Linked DNA regions of Homo sapiens: region 2 is linked to region 1. Evidence: chromatin contacts called from ENCODE Hi-C or POLR2A ChIA-PET data. All regions are on one chromosome and are shown on one strand. Each heading gives the region's core, a stretch centred on a gene start or an enhancer-like site at or near the end of the contact. The rest is flanking DNA. Distances are from core to core; before and after follow the strand shown.

Region 1 (6,791 bases), core at 1,588-4,087:
CCTCTCTAGCCCTCATCTCTTCTACCTCGTAACAGAAGTGCTAGATTTTCTCATTAATTCTGTTCAAGCCTTGTTAAATAGCTCTAGGCCCTTCTTTTTTTTGTTTTGTTTTGTTTTGTTTTATTTTTGAGACGGAGTCTTGCTCTGTTGCCCAGGCTGGAGGGCAGTGGCGCCAACTCGGCTCACTGCAACCTCCGCCTCCCGGGTTCAAGCGATTCTCCTGCCTCAGCTTCTGGAGTAGCTAGGATTACAGGCGCCTGCCACCATGCCTGGCTATGTTTTGTATTTTTAGTAGAAACGGGATTTCACCATGCTGGCCAGGCTGGTCTTGAACTCCCAACCTCAGGCGATCCACTCCCCCCCCACTCCCCACTAGGCCTCCCAAAGTGCTGGGATTACAGGCGTGAGCCACGGTGCCCAGTCTTGTTTTGTTTTTTGAGATAGGGCCTTGCTCTGTCGTTCAGGCTGGAGTGCAGTGGTGCAATCTCGGGTCACTGCAACCTCCGCCTCCTGGGTTCAAGCGAGTCTGTCACCTCAGCCCCCCGAGTAGCTGAGATTACAGGCACCCACCAGCAGGCCTGGCTAATTTTTGTATTTTTAGTAGAGATGGGGTTTCACCACGTTAGCCAGGCTGGTCTCAACTCCTGGCTTCAAGTGATCTGCCCGTCTTGGCCTCCCAAAGTGCTAGGATTACAGGTATAAGCCACCGTACCCGGCCTAAGGAAAGGTGTAGGTCTTTCTACACCTGACTTGCCTATGCCTACCTTTTCTTACATCATTTCTCCTGCCTAGAATGCCTCCTGTTCAAAACCATTAATCCATACCCCTGCCACTCTTTTCAAAACAAATTCAAAATTCATCTCTTGTTAGGCTTCTTTGTTGGGGGTCCCCAAGACCATTCCCAGGTTCAGTGATTTGCTAGGAGAACTTACAGGATTCAGCATCCAGCAGATGGTCATACTCACAGCTATGATTCATTTCAGCAAAAGAATACAAAGCAAAATGAACAAAGGGAAAAGGCTTATGGGGCAAAGTCCAGGGGAGACCAGGTGCAAGCCTCCAAGAGTCTTGGAAAAGACTCTGCAAAGGACTGCCGAGGGGGAATCACACAGGATGTGCTGAATTTCTCCAGCAGTGCATTGTGACAGCAGGTGTGAAGCACTGTCTACCAGGGAAGCCCATTAGAGACTCAGTGCCCAAGGTTTTTACTAAGGGCTGGTCATGTAGATACCTTCATCTAGCACATGTCAGAATTCCAGCCTCCAGAAGAAAAACAGGTGTTCCACATAAAACACATTGGCTGGGCGCGGTGGCTCATGCCTGTAATCCCAGCACTTTGGGAGACCGAGGCGGGCTGATCACAAGGTCAGGAGATTGAGACCATCCTGGCTAACACGGTGAAACTCCGTCTTTACTAAAAATACAAAAAATTAGCCGGGCTTGGTGGCACGCACCTGTAGTCCCAGCTACTTGGGAGGCTGAGGCAGGAGAATCACTTGAACCCAGGAGGCGGAGGTTGCAGTGAGCCGAGATCGCACCACTGCACTCCAGCCTGGGGGACAGAGTGAGACCCCGTCTCAAAACAAAACAAACAAACAAAACAAAACACATTGTTTACCTAGATGGTTTAAGCACAGTGAGCCGCTCTTAGCAGTTCAGGTGGTGGGAGCCTTACTGAAATCCATGTTCCAGACACCAGCCAGGGGCCATCCTTGCGAGGAGAACTTTCTAGAGATAGCAGTATTAGGCTTGCTGTGTTAACTTGTTTCTGCATAGCTTTCCTTCATAATCTCATCTGTCCTGTCCTCCCAGTGCCTAACTATAGTTATGTTGTAGAGAAAATTGCCCTAGACAAAGAACCAGAAGACCTGGGTTTCAGCCCAGCATGGCCTCCTACTGCTGTGTGGCCCTTTGAACCCCTCAAACTCCATTTTCCTCATTGGGAAAAGAGGAATTGTAATTCTTGCTTGTAGGTCTCAATGGTGACTAAAGACCAAAGGAAATGATATAGTTGGTCATTCCTTCCATCCCCCATAATCGAGCACCTCCTTTATCTAAGGCAGTGAGTGAGCTGTGGTGAGTAAGACGTGAGTGTGACATGGTGGCTTTGACAGCAGACAAGCCTGAATCCCTACCCAGAGTTACCAGCTGTGGTACCTCAAACACCTTGTGTCATCCCCTCAGCTTTGGGTTCCCGATCTGTAAAATATGAAGATGAATAATACAATGAGGGTCTGCAAACGTGGGCTGCTGTGTGAATTAAGTGGGACAACCTATGTACATCTCCTGCAGTATCTAGAACATTATGGCACCCCAAGTGGCAACTGTTAATTGACTCAGATATTTGAGTGCTTGCTCTGCGTCTGCACCTTGAAAAATATAAGACACAATTCCAGCACTGCTTTCTTCGTGCTGGGGAAGACTATTATTGAACAGATAATTAATTACATAAACAATTATTTACATTCCCGGCAAGTGCTGTTAAGGAGAAGTACAGGTGGTTAAAGGGCATGTCATAAGTGGGGGGGACCCTAACTTGATGGAGGAGGCACACAGAGGCATGGCTGCATATGTGAGGCTTCATCTGGGCTTGTATGTGTTTAGCTCAGCAAGAGGTGGGGAGAGAGGAAAAGATGTTTCCGGAAGAGACAACAGCTTGAGGAAAGGGAGACCCAGCCTTAGGGTGAAGGCTGTAAGGGGGAAAGGTTCTCTGTTCATATGAGGAGTGGCAAAAAGACCAGGAATCCAGGAGAGGTGGAGGACAGGTGGGGAGATTGGCCTAATTCAGAGGTCACCTCTGCCGCCACCCTGGCAGGGAAGGGGCAGAGCAGGGGCCCCATGCAGGGAGATTTGCAGGTGTGGTGGCAGGAAGTAGAGGTGGTCTGGTCTGATGATCTCTGTTTTTTTTTGCTGTGCAGTAAGGAAGTAGAGTTTCCTGGTGAGACTGGAGGGAGTGGTCAAGGTTTGTGGAGGAGAGAAAGGTTTAAAATCAACATTGAACAGAGTGAGCTGAGAAGGAACAGCTGGCTTTGTGCTATGTTATTGTGTTGGCATGATGAAGTCTCTGGAAAAGGACTCTGGCAAATGGGATTTTAGATCTCTAGCACCTTGTACAATGCCTGGCACCTAAATGAGGGCCCCATAAATGTTGATTGCATTGAATTATTGGCTGGCTACCTATATACATTTTTCTCAGCATTTCCCCTTTCTCAGGTGCCTGCTACCCTTGGGCTAAAGCTTCCCACTTGGCACCTCACCCAGAGGCTAGCTCACATTAGTGTGTCAGAGGGAGCGCTGCTCAGGCTTTACTCTTCCGGTCCTAGTTGGCTACACTGTCCCCTCACCCCTTACAGTGACTCCCCAACTCCTACCCCAGGTCAGCCATCATGAGCCAGCCTTGCACTCTCCAGCTGGGACTGGTAGAATTTCAGGACTTACAAACAGGTGAAATGAAAAGGTTTAGGCAGTGAGAAGCGTGCTTAGCAGGAGAGAGGCTGCTCTGCTTGCTGGAGAATAGCTGTTACAGTCATTCTGTAAGTATTTACTAAGCACCTGTCATGTGCACTGTTTTGTTTGTCTGTTTGTTTTTGTTCTGTTTTGAGACGGAGTCTTGCTCTGTCATCCAGGCTGGAGTGCAGTGGTGTGATCTTGGCTCACTGTAACCTCCACCTCCCTGGTTCAAGTGATTCTTATGCCTCAGCCTCCTGAGTAGCTGAGATTACAGGCGTATGCCACCATGCCCAGCTAATTTTTGTCTTTTTGGTAGAGACGGGTTTCACCATGTCGGCCAGGCTGGTGTCAAACTCCAGACCTCAACTGATCCGCTCACCTCGGCCTTCCAAAGTGCCGGGATTAAAGGCGTGAGCCGCTGCACCTGGCCAGACCTCAACTGATCCGCTCGCCTCGGCCTTCCAAAGTGCCGGGATTAAAGGCGTGAGCCGCTGCACCTGGCCACGTGCACTGTTTTATGTGTTGGGACTTCAGTACCCAAAGAAACAATCCTTGCTGTGCTGGAGCTTATATTCTATTCTGATAGGGGAAGACAGAGAGCAAAGACATGAACAAGTAATATGTTAGGCAGTAATAAGTGCATTGGAGAAAAATGCAGTAGAAGGTGGGTCTGCCAGGGATGTTGCATTTTCCATGTAGGGTGGTCAGCAAAGGCCTCCCTTGTGAGATAACATTTGAGCAGGTTCCTAAGGTGAAGGAACAAGCCCTTCAGATATCAGGGTGAAGAGTATTCCAGGCAGGGGAAAAGCAAGCAGAAGCCTCTTCTGCTGTTCAAGAAGACGCAAGGCAGTGTTGCCAGAGTGAGTAGACAAGGGGGAAGGCACTAGGAAGTAAGGACACAGAGAATGGAGAGGCAGAGAAACGAAGGGCCCTGACCTCTAAGGACACTGGCTTCTACCCCGAGTGCAATGGGGCCATTGGAGCAGAGGAGCAGCAGAGACAGCTTCTGTTTTTAAAAGCATCACTCTGGCTGCTGGGTTGTGAATGGGCTGTAAAGGAGCAAGGCAGAGCAAGAGACCAGCTAGGAGACTGATGCAATAACCACTGGGGAGATGATGGCAGCTTAGGCCAGAGTGATTATGCTGACAGTGGCGAGGAGGAGAGGGGGGATATGTTGGGAAGGAAGATCCCATGGGCTTTGGTGTTGTGAGATGGAGAGTAAGAGAGGAGCCAAGGATCACTCCAAAGTTTTTGGTCCAAGTGACGCTGTGATTGGTGGTACCATTTCACTGAGATGGAGGAAGGCTATGGGAGGAGCAGGTTGGGTGGGGATTTGATGTGTTAAGTTTGTGATGCCTATTAAATGTGGAGGCATAGACTAAACAGTGGAGTGTGTCTGGGGCTCAGGGGAGAGGTCCAGATTGCAGATAGAAATCAGGGCATTGTCAGTCATAGCTGGTAAGGCCAGGAGCTGGGACGTGCTCACCCAGAGAATGAGTGCAGATAGAAGAGAGCAGGTCCAGCACCAGCCCGAAGCTCCAAGAGATAAGAGAAGGTGACCTGGAAGCTGCCACGATGATCTGACTGGTGCTCCTCACACTGTCATGAGCTGTAGAATCTAGCCTGGGAATTTGCTAGAAAATCAGATTCTAGTTGCTACTGAGAGATCATGATACTGAAGTGTATTAATCAGGGAAGGCTAAACTATTATAACAAATGGGTCCCCCTTCCTCTGGGGTAAGGTGTCCAAGCTAGCATTTTCATCATGTTCTAGAACAGATTCTTAGCAGAGCATCTGGGGCCCTGACTGCTCAGAGAGCTGCTGCTATAGTTTTGTGCATATGCATACGCATATCCCTACCTTGACTGAAAACTTCCTGGGGACAGGAGCTGTCTGGTAACCCACTCTCCTCCACTCCCATAATACAATAGGGCGCAGACTTTGCATGTGACCGGCACTGAATAAAGCTGGCTAGGAGGGCAGGGTGGAAATGCATGGTGATTAAGTGCTTATTTATGTGCCAGGAATTGTGTGATAATAATTTACGTGGATTAATTCATTTAATCTTAACTCCAAGCCTTTGTAGCAGGTACTATTATTGTCTTTTTTTTTGAGACAAGAGTCTCACTCTGTTGTCCAGGCTGGAGTGCAGTGGTGCAGTCTTGGCTCACTGCAGCCCCCACCTCCTGGGTTCAAGCGATTCTCCTGCCTCAGCCTCCCAGGTAGCTGGGATTACAGATGTGTGCCACCATGCCCAGGTAATTTTTATATTTTTAGTAGAGACAGGGTTTCACCATGTTGCCCAGGTTGGTCTCGAACTCCTGAGCTCAGACAATCCGCCTGCCTTGGCCTCCCATATTGTCCCATATTCTAGATGAGGAAGGGGTGACACAGGTAAGTGAATGGCAGAAGGGTTTGAACCCCAGCAGTCTGGCCCCAGAGCTGGTCTCTAACCAGTAAGCGGTACTGCCTGCCATCAAGCCCTCCTGTTTGGTGTTGGCTGCAATGGGGTACATTTTCTCCCAGCTGTGACAGAGTGTAGAGCACTGGCTTCGGAGTCAGAAAGTCTATATTCAAATCCCTGTGCCCACGCACTAGCTGTGTGATTTGGGGAAAGTTGTTTAACAACTTGAGGCCTCGGACTGTTCATTGGGAATATGATGATGATAGCAGTATTGCCACAGGGTTAGTGTGGAACTGTGTATGGTATTATATGTAAAAGTGCAGGCTGGAAATTACTAGTACATGTCAGGTTTTAGTTTTATTGGTATCATCATTATCTTGAGAAACCAAACTGTGGATCTCCTAGGACTAACCAGAAGAGCTGCCAGAGGCCTGCGGATTGCAGCAAATCCAACAGGCCCTGCTTCAACCAGAACAGGTATTCTGTATACTCTTACTTACTGATGTTTCTGCATGAAACTCGGTTTGGTAAGTTTCACTGTGAAACAGTGAAACCCTTGGGTAGCTGATCCCTTAAGTCCTTCCAGAGCTGACAGGCTCAGTTGTGGGGTGGGGGAATCCACTCCCCCAGTTCTACCTACTTCTCTTGGACCTCCTCTCTGGGCTCCCTACCTGCTCTCCCTCTTCTGTTGCCCTGATCAGGCCCTTGAGTCCCAACAGCCTGAGGGCTGCATTTTTTAAACCAGACTCTAGGATGCCTGCCTGTATGTGGGCAGGGCACCTGGGGTGTGCCTGGGGTGTGTCTGGGGTAGCCCTCCGCCAGGAAGCGTCTCTCGTCTGCTTCCTCTGTGGACTGGGCCAGAGCTGGCCTTGCTGTCAGGCGGGAGGGAATTGCCCTGTGTGCCTCTCACAACATGTACCCCAGCCACAGTCCTCC
Region 2 (6,791 bases), core at 3,003-5,502, 220 kb after region 1:
TCGTTCCCCTGAATTCTAGGTTTGAACATCCAAATGTCTATTTAATATCTCCCCTGGCATGTTCAATAGTCATCTCAAATCTATCATATTGAAGACAGAACTCCCGGTCTTTCTCCCCAAAATCCACTTTTCCTGTAGTCTCCCCATCTCTGTAAGTAACGAATCCATCCTTCCAACTGTTTGGGCCAAAAAGCTTAGAGTCATCTCTGCCTCCTTAGTTTCTTTCATATGCACATCTAATCTGTCAGGAAACCCTGACAATTCTCCGAGTGCATCTTGAATCTGGCGACTTCTCGCCATCTACACCACTGGGACTAGTCTGAACCTGACCTTGCCCTTGCCCACCTTCATTCTGCCCTCAACAATGCAGTCAGAGGATCCACTTCAAACGTGTCAGATTAGGTCATTACTCATTTCAAAGCCCTTGAATGGCAGCTCAAAAGTCTCCATCTCTTTCAGAATAAAAGCCAGCGTGCAAACGCTCTAGTGTTTCTTTGATCCTACCTTTATCTCCCACTCTGTTTCAGCCACACTGGCCTCCTTGTTCCTGATCATGGACTTCTGCAGGGCTCTTCACCTGGCATGTGCTTCCCCAGATGTGTGGCTTGCCCTTTCTCTTCTTTCAGGCCTTTGCTCAAATAGCACATCATCAGTGATGCTTTCTTTGCTCATCCTTATAAAATGGGAACCACTTCCCCTCCCAGCTTTATTTTTCTCCTTAGCACTTCTCGCTGTCTGACTTACTATAAATTTTGCCCACCTCTCCCTTCCAGAATGTAACTGCCACAAGGGTAGGGCCTGTATGTGGTTCACTGGAGTATCCTCAATGCCTAGAGTGATGCCTAGCCCACAGCAGGCATTCAACACTATTTATTGCATTAACTCAGGGGCTAGGTATGGAGGTCACAGGTGTGAGGTGAGGCTGAGAGGCGGGCAGGAGCCAGACCGGCAGGCCTCGTAGGTCTTGCTAAAGATCTGGAGGAGGTTGAAATGATCATGGCTGTGTTTGGGAAAGTCCCCTGGGCTCCAGGAGAGAGAATACTTTCTAGAAAGGTGATTCTTGACTTTGTGGGGTTTTGCGTGGGCAGGTCTGAAGATTTGTTTTCTGGAAAGGCAGCTTCTACTTAGAAGGGGTAGGGGGAAGAGCTCTGGGACTAAGGAGGTCTCTGCATTTTGACAAGACTACCACATGGGGCTGTAATTATGGGTAATCAGCCCTGTGCTTCTGAGTCAGCAGCTCAATCAAACCCTTTAAGGTGACAGGTTGCAGCACCGCCTCCTCCCTCCAAGCCTCCGCACTGGGAGCCTGCTCCGCCCTGCTGAGGGCTCACTTCTCAAGAGCATCAGGATATGCCAGATGCAGCATTCTCCCACCTCCCTGCCACCCACTCTCATCCCTCCCTTTCCTCCTGCACTCCTCAGTCTGAAGAGACTTTAGTGGAGATCAAGTCCAAGGGGCAAGAGGCCAGCTGAGCTTCTCAGTCTAACAGACAGTGGGGGAGGAGCCACCTAGGCACAGGAAGAGATAGGCGCTGAGCAGATAGCAGGCGTCACATGCAGACCCTCTCAGGGTGGGGCCACTGGGAGCCACAGGGCACAACCTGGGGGCAGCTTTCAGTGAAAAGCTGCCTCTCCCCAACATTCCAGCTATCCAAACAACTAGACTCTTTATTCAGCGTCTCCTAGGCCTACTGGGCTCCTCAGACTAAATTTGCCTTCTGCACATTCCCTGAGGGTTTTAATAACCTACCAGTAAGAACAACAAGTCCATTTCTACTAACCTAATAAGTCAAGCCAAGGTGGAAATACCTTTCAAGGGCCTCTCCCTTCCCAACTCAGCTGGACTTTCATTGCAGAAGGAAGCAAAGTTAAATTTGGGTTTGCTGTCAAGATGCACTTAACTATTTAGTTTTGCCAAGGAAGGGGGTGGGGGGATCACAGCTGGCAAGGCAGAATGTTCCATTCCCAGGCACTCAGGGGTTCAGAATTCTTTCCTACCATCTCACGTGCTGGCTTGTAGGATTCCTGCCAGCTGCTGACCTCCCGGGACCTGCTCCGGAGGCCTTGCCAGGCACGTACCACCTCATGAGACTGCAGGTCCTTGAGGAGGACACCAGGGCCTGCTTGGGCTTGCTCTGTCACCAACTACAGTTTACAGGGTAATCCCACATGGGGCATCCTCCAAGTACAGGGATACCGGTAACAAAGGAGACCAGATAGGAGGGAGCTCCCAGAAGCTCACAGTCCAGACAGGATCATCAGCGGTTCAGACAGAAGCCAGTCTCTCTCTGGCCCCTCCATCTCCACTCCCAGCCCAGCAGTTATGTCCATCCAGCCTTTCCATTCTCTCCTGGCCCAAGAAAAGTTTCTCTTTTCCCAGTTCCTACTCATGAAAACCTAAATATAGTGAACTTGATTCATTGGCTGATAGATTCACCTGTAGGGAGAAAAATTTTTGTTCATTTTTGGGGAATGGAAAGAAGGGGAAGACAGGGCAGAAACAGCATTTTGAGTTCCTTCTATCCTATGTTAGTTATCCTGGTGTTTGGAAGGTACCCCAATACCTGAGCTTGCAACTGGAAGGACTTGGGTTTGAATCCCAACTTGCCTTGTGTTGACTGTTTAGCTCTGGGCAAGCTGTTTAGCATCCCCAGGCCTCTGTAGCTAGAACTGTAAAGCGGGGACAAGGATTCCTTCCTTCAAGGGCTTCTGCAAAGACTAAGGTGACTGCAAAAGTAATTGCGGTGTTCTTATTATTGGAATTTGCTGTTTGATTTTGGAATACATTCTTATATAAATGTGGTTATGTTATACATCCTTTTAATGGGAATTTCTTGCTTTTTTTTTGCTAATGACATATTACTTGCTGTTTATTTTGTGTTTATTTTAGACTATGGAAATGATATTAGACAAAAAGCAAATTTGAGTAATTTTCTTATTCGAATTCAAAATAAGTCATAGAGCAACGGAGACAACTCACAACATCAACAACACATTTGGCCCAGGAGCTGCTAACGAACGAATGTACAATGCAGTGGTGGTTCAAGAAGTTTCACAAAGGAGACGAGAAGCTTGAAGATGAGAAAGTAGGGGCTGGCCTTCAGAAGCTGACAATGACCAATTAAGAGCAATCATCGAAGCTGATCCTCTTACAACTACACGAGAAGTTGCCCAAGAACTCAACTTCGATCATTCTACAGTCGTTTGGCATTTGAAGCAAATTGGAAAGGTGAAAAAGCTTGATAAGTGGGTGCCTCATGAGCTGAGCGAAAATAAAAAAATCGTCATTTTGAAGCGTCATCTTCTCTTATTCTGTGCAACAACAAGGAACTGTTTCTCGATTGGATTGTGATGTGTGAGGAAAAGTGGATTTTATACAACTGGTGACGACTGGCTCAGTGGGTGGACTGAGAAGAAGCTCCAAAACACTTCCCAAAGACAAACTTGTGCCAAAAAAAGGTCATGGATTTTTAGTGGTCTGCTGCTGGTCTGACCCACTATAGCTTTTGAATCCCAGTGAAACCATCACATCTGAGAAGTATGCTCAGCACATCGATGAGATACACCGAAAACTGCAATGCCTGCAGCCAGCATTGGTCAACAGAAAGGGCCCAATTCTTTCACAACAATGCCCGATCGCACGTCGCACAACCAACTCCTCAAAAGTTGAACAAATAGGGCTATGAAGTTTTGCCTCATCCACCAGATTCACCTGACTTCTTGCTAACCGACTACTACTTCTTCAAGCATCTTGACAACTTTTTGCAGGGAAAATGCTTCCACAACCAGTAGGATGCAGAAAATGCTTTCTGAGAAGTCCGTCGAATCCTGAAGCATGGATTTTTATGCTACAAGAATAAACAAACTTATTTCTTGTTAGCAAAAATGTGTTGCTTCTAATGGTTTCTATTTTGATTAATAAAGATGTGTTTGAGCCTAGTTATGATTTAAAATTCACGGCCCAAATTCACAATTTACTTTTGCACCAACCTTAATAAATAAGATGCAGGCAAACTTAACCCTTACAATCTCAGTAGTAAACTGTTAACAGTACAAAATTCCTTTCCCTTCCTCAAAATGTGGATATTGTGATCTGTATTTTAACAGATGAAGAAACTGAACTATTCCAGCCTGGGCAATATGGCAAAATCCTGTCTCTACAAAAAAATACAAAAATTAGCTGGGCATGGTGGCACATGCCTGTAGTCCCAGCTACTCGGGAGACTGAGGCGGGAGGATTGCTTGAGCAGGGGAGGCAAAGGTTGCAGTGAGCCAAGATTGCAACACTGCATTCCAGCTTGGGTGACGGAGCAAAACCCTGTCTCAGAAAAAGAAACGTAACTACAAAGAGATTAAATCATATTATGCCAACAGAGGAAATGTCTAAGAGATGTTGCAAGCCTGAAAGCTGAGCCCTGGCGGAAGGGTGAGTCTCCAGCGATGTCTAGGAATTTGGAGTTTGTCGAGGTGGGTCTTCACTCTTGGTAACCCTTGGGCCATTCAGCTTGGTTACTTGCAACCCTAGTTACAAGCAGGTTAGACCTCTCTATGCCAACAAGTTTGTGCCCATTCCTCTGCTAGATATCATAGGAGGATTTAAAAAGGAGTCCCAAACAGTCCCAGGCTGGCTGGCCCCCAGGCCGGGCAAACCAGACCGGCCGATCACTTTAGTTCTCATATTCACAGAATTTACAATCTTACTGGAAAACAAGACTGACACTCGTTGCTCAGAGAGGACCACTGAATGGGGCTTCTGGAAAAGGAACTAATACTTAAGTGCTGTTTACAAATCTTGGGCTGAGTGCCATTTCAGGATGACCCACTGAACACAAGCTACAGCTTTCTCTTTTGGCTCAAGTCCTTCAAATCACAGTAGGGAGAAACACATTTTTAGTGTCAGAATTTATTGAGGCATAACTTACCTATAAAAATTCATTCCTTTTATAAGCTTATGGCTTTTGACAAACGCATACAGTTATATAATCCCCATAATAGAGATAAAACATTTCCATCACACCCGCAAGTTCTCTCCTGTCCCTTTGCAGTCAATTCCCTCCCCGCAGCTCCCAGCCACTGGCAACCACAAATCTGATTTCTGTCCTTACAGTTTTGCCTTTTCCAAAATGCCGTTTGGCAGGATTTATATAAGGGAACTTTTTGAGTCTGGCTTCTTTTACTTAGCATAATGCTTTTGAGATTCACCTATGTTGTGTATATCTGAAGCTTTTTTTTTTTCTAAGTTGTGTTCCATTGTATCAAAGTGTGATGATTGTTGCCAGGTGCAGTGGCTCACTCCTATAATCCCAGCATTTTGGGAGGCTGAGGTAGGAGGATCACCTTGAGGCTAGGAGTTGGAGGCCAGCCTGGGCAACATAGACTTCCTCTCTACAAAAATAAAAGTATGTATATATATACATATTTTTTTAAAGTTGTCATGATTTGTTTATCCATTCACCAATTGATGGGCATGGGGATTGTTTCTAGTTTCTGGTGATTATAAATACAATAACTACAAATATTCACAAACAGATCTTTGTGTGGACATAAGTTTTCATTTCTCCTGTGTAAATGCCTAAGAGCAGGATTGCTGGTTTATAAGGTAAGCATATATTGAACTTTGTTAAAAATTGCCAAATTTATTTTCAAAGAGGCTGTACAATTTTGCGTTCTCATCAGTAATGAATGAGAGTTCCAGTTGCCCTAGCTCCTCACCAGCACCTTTTAATTTTGGTCATTCCAGTGGATGGGTAGTGGTATCTCATTCTGGTTTTAATTTGCATTTCCCTAAAGCTAATGATGGCCAGGTGCATTGGTACATGCCTGTAATCCCAGCATTTTGGGAAGCAAAGGCAGGAAGATCGCTTGAGCCTGGGAGTTTCAGACCAGCCTGGGCAACATAGGGAGACCCCATCTCTACAAAAAAATTAAAATGGAAGAATTGGCTGGGACCACAAGCATGCATGGTGGTGCACACCTATGGTCCCAGTTACTTGGGGTCCCAGGCTAAGGTGGGAGGATTGCTTGAGCCTGGAAGGTCAAGGCTTCAGTAGGTTGTGATTGCACCACTGCACTCTAGCCTGGGTGACAGAGTGAGACTCTGGGTGGGGGGGAAATAAAGAAGAATGATGTTGAACAGCTTTTCATGTGCTTATTTGTCATGCATACCCTTTATTTGAGGAAGAGTCTGTTTAAATATTTTCCTCACTTAAAAAAATGAATTATTTAAGGCTAGATGTGGTGGCTCAAGCCTGTAATCTCAGCTCTTTGTGAGGCCGAGCCAAGGCAGAAGGATGGCTTGAGACCAGGAGTTCAAGACCAGCCTGGGCAACATAGTGAGATCCCGTCTCTCCAAAAATTTAAAAATTAGCCAGGCATGGTGGCTCATGCCTGTGGTCTCAGCTACTTGGGAGGCTGAGGCAGGAGCCTTGAACTCAGAGGTTCAAGGCTGCAGTGAACTCTGATCATGCCACTGTATTCCACCCTGGGCAACAGGGCGAGATCCTGTCTCTTAAAAGAAAAGAAATTGAATCTTTGGTTCTAGTTATTATATTTGAAGAGTTTTTTTTAACATATTCTTCCAAGTCCTTTATCAGATATGTGTTTTGCAAATATCTCTTCCTAGTGTATAGATTATCTTTTCATTTTCTTGACAAGTGTCTTCTGAAGAACAGATCTGCATTTTAATGAAGCCAAATTTATCCATTTTTTTCTTTTGTGGTTCATGCTTTTGTAAGAAATCTTTGCTTAATCTAAGATACTAGAGATACTGTGTTTTCTTGCAAATGTTTCAT

What was found. A loop is a pair of places that touch in the nucleus more often than their neighbours do. ChIA-PET counts read pairs that join two places held with the same protein, here RNA polymerase II (POLR2A). Pooled maps may share reads with other maps.
Region 2: POLR2A ChIA-PET joins it to region 1 with 10 read pairs in activated T-cell. The contact joins two enhancer-like sites. A Hi-C loop is called at or near these places in 4 of 50 pooled maps. POLR2A ChIA-PET finds 5 or more read pairs at or near these places in 5 of 52 experiments (GM10248, GM12878, H1 and 2 more).

What each region holds. Positions count from the first base shown.
Region 1 is chr1:211,333,079-211,339,869 of GRCh38, forward strand. All of the region lies in intron 1 of TRAF5 (TNF receptor associated factor 5), which reads left to right. Among named protein-coding and RNA genes, the nearest start is that of TRAF5, 9.6 kb to the left of the region's middle. Within about 2 kb of position 2,838, at least 11 of the 41 ENCODE cell types and tissues checked have a DNase peak (open chromatin) inside an H3K27ac peak, as active enhancers do.
Region 2 is chr1:211,547,464-211,554,254 of GRCh38, forward strand. LOC107985261 (a long non-coding RNA gene) reads right to left here and starts at 817. Exons shown (of 3, transcript XR_001738449.1): 1 at 505-817. RefSeq lists a silencer at 1,173-1,580. Within about 2 kb of position 4,253, at least 3 of the 41 ENCODE cell types and tissues checked have a DNase peak (open chromatin) inside an H3K27ac peak, as active enhancers do.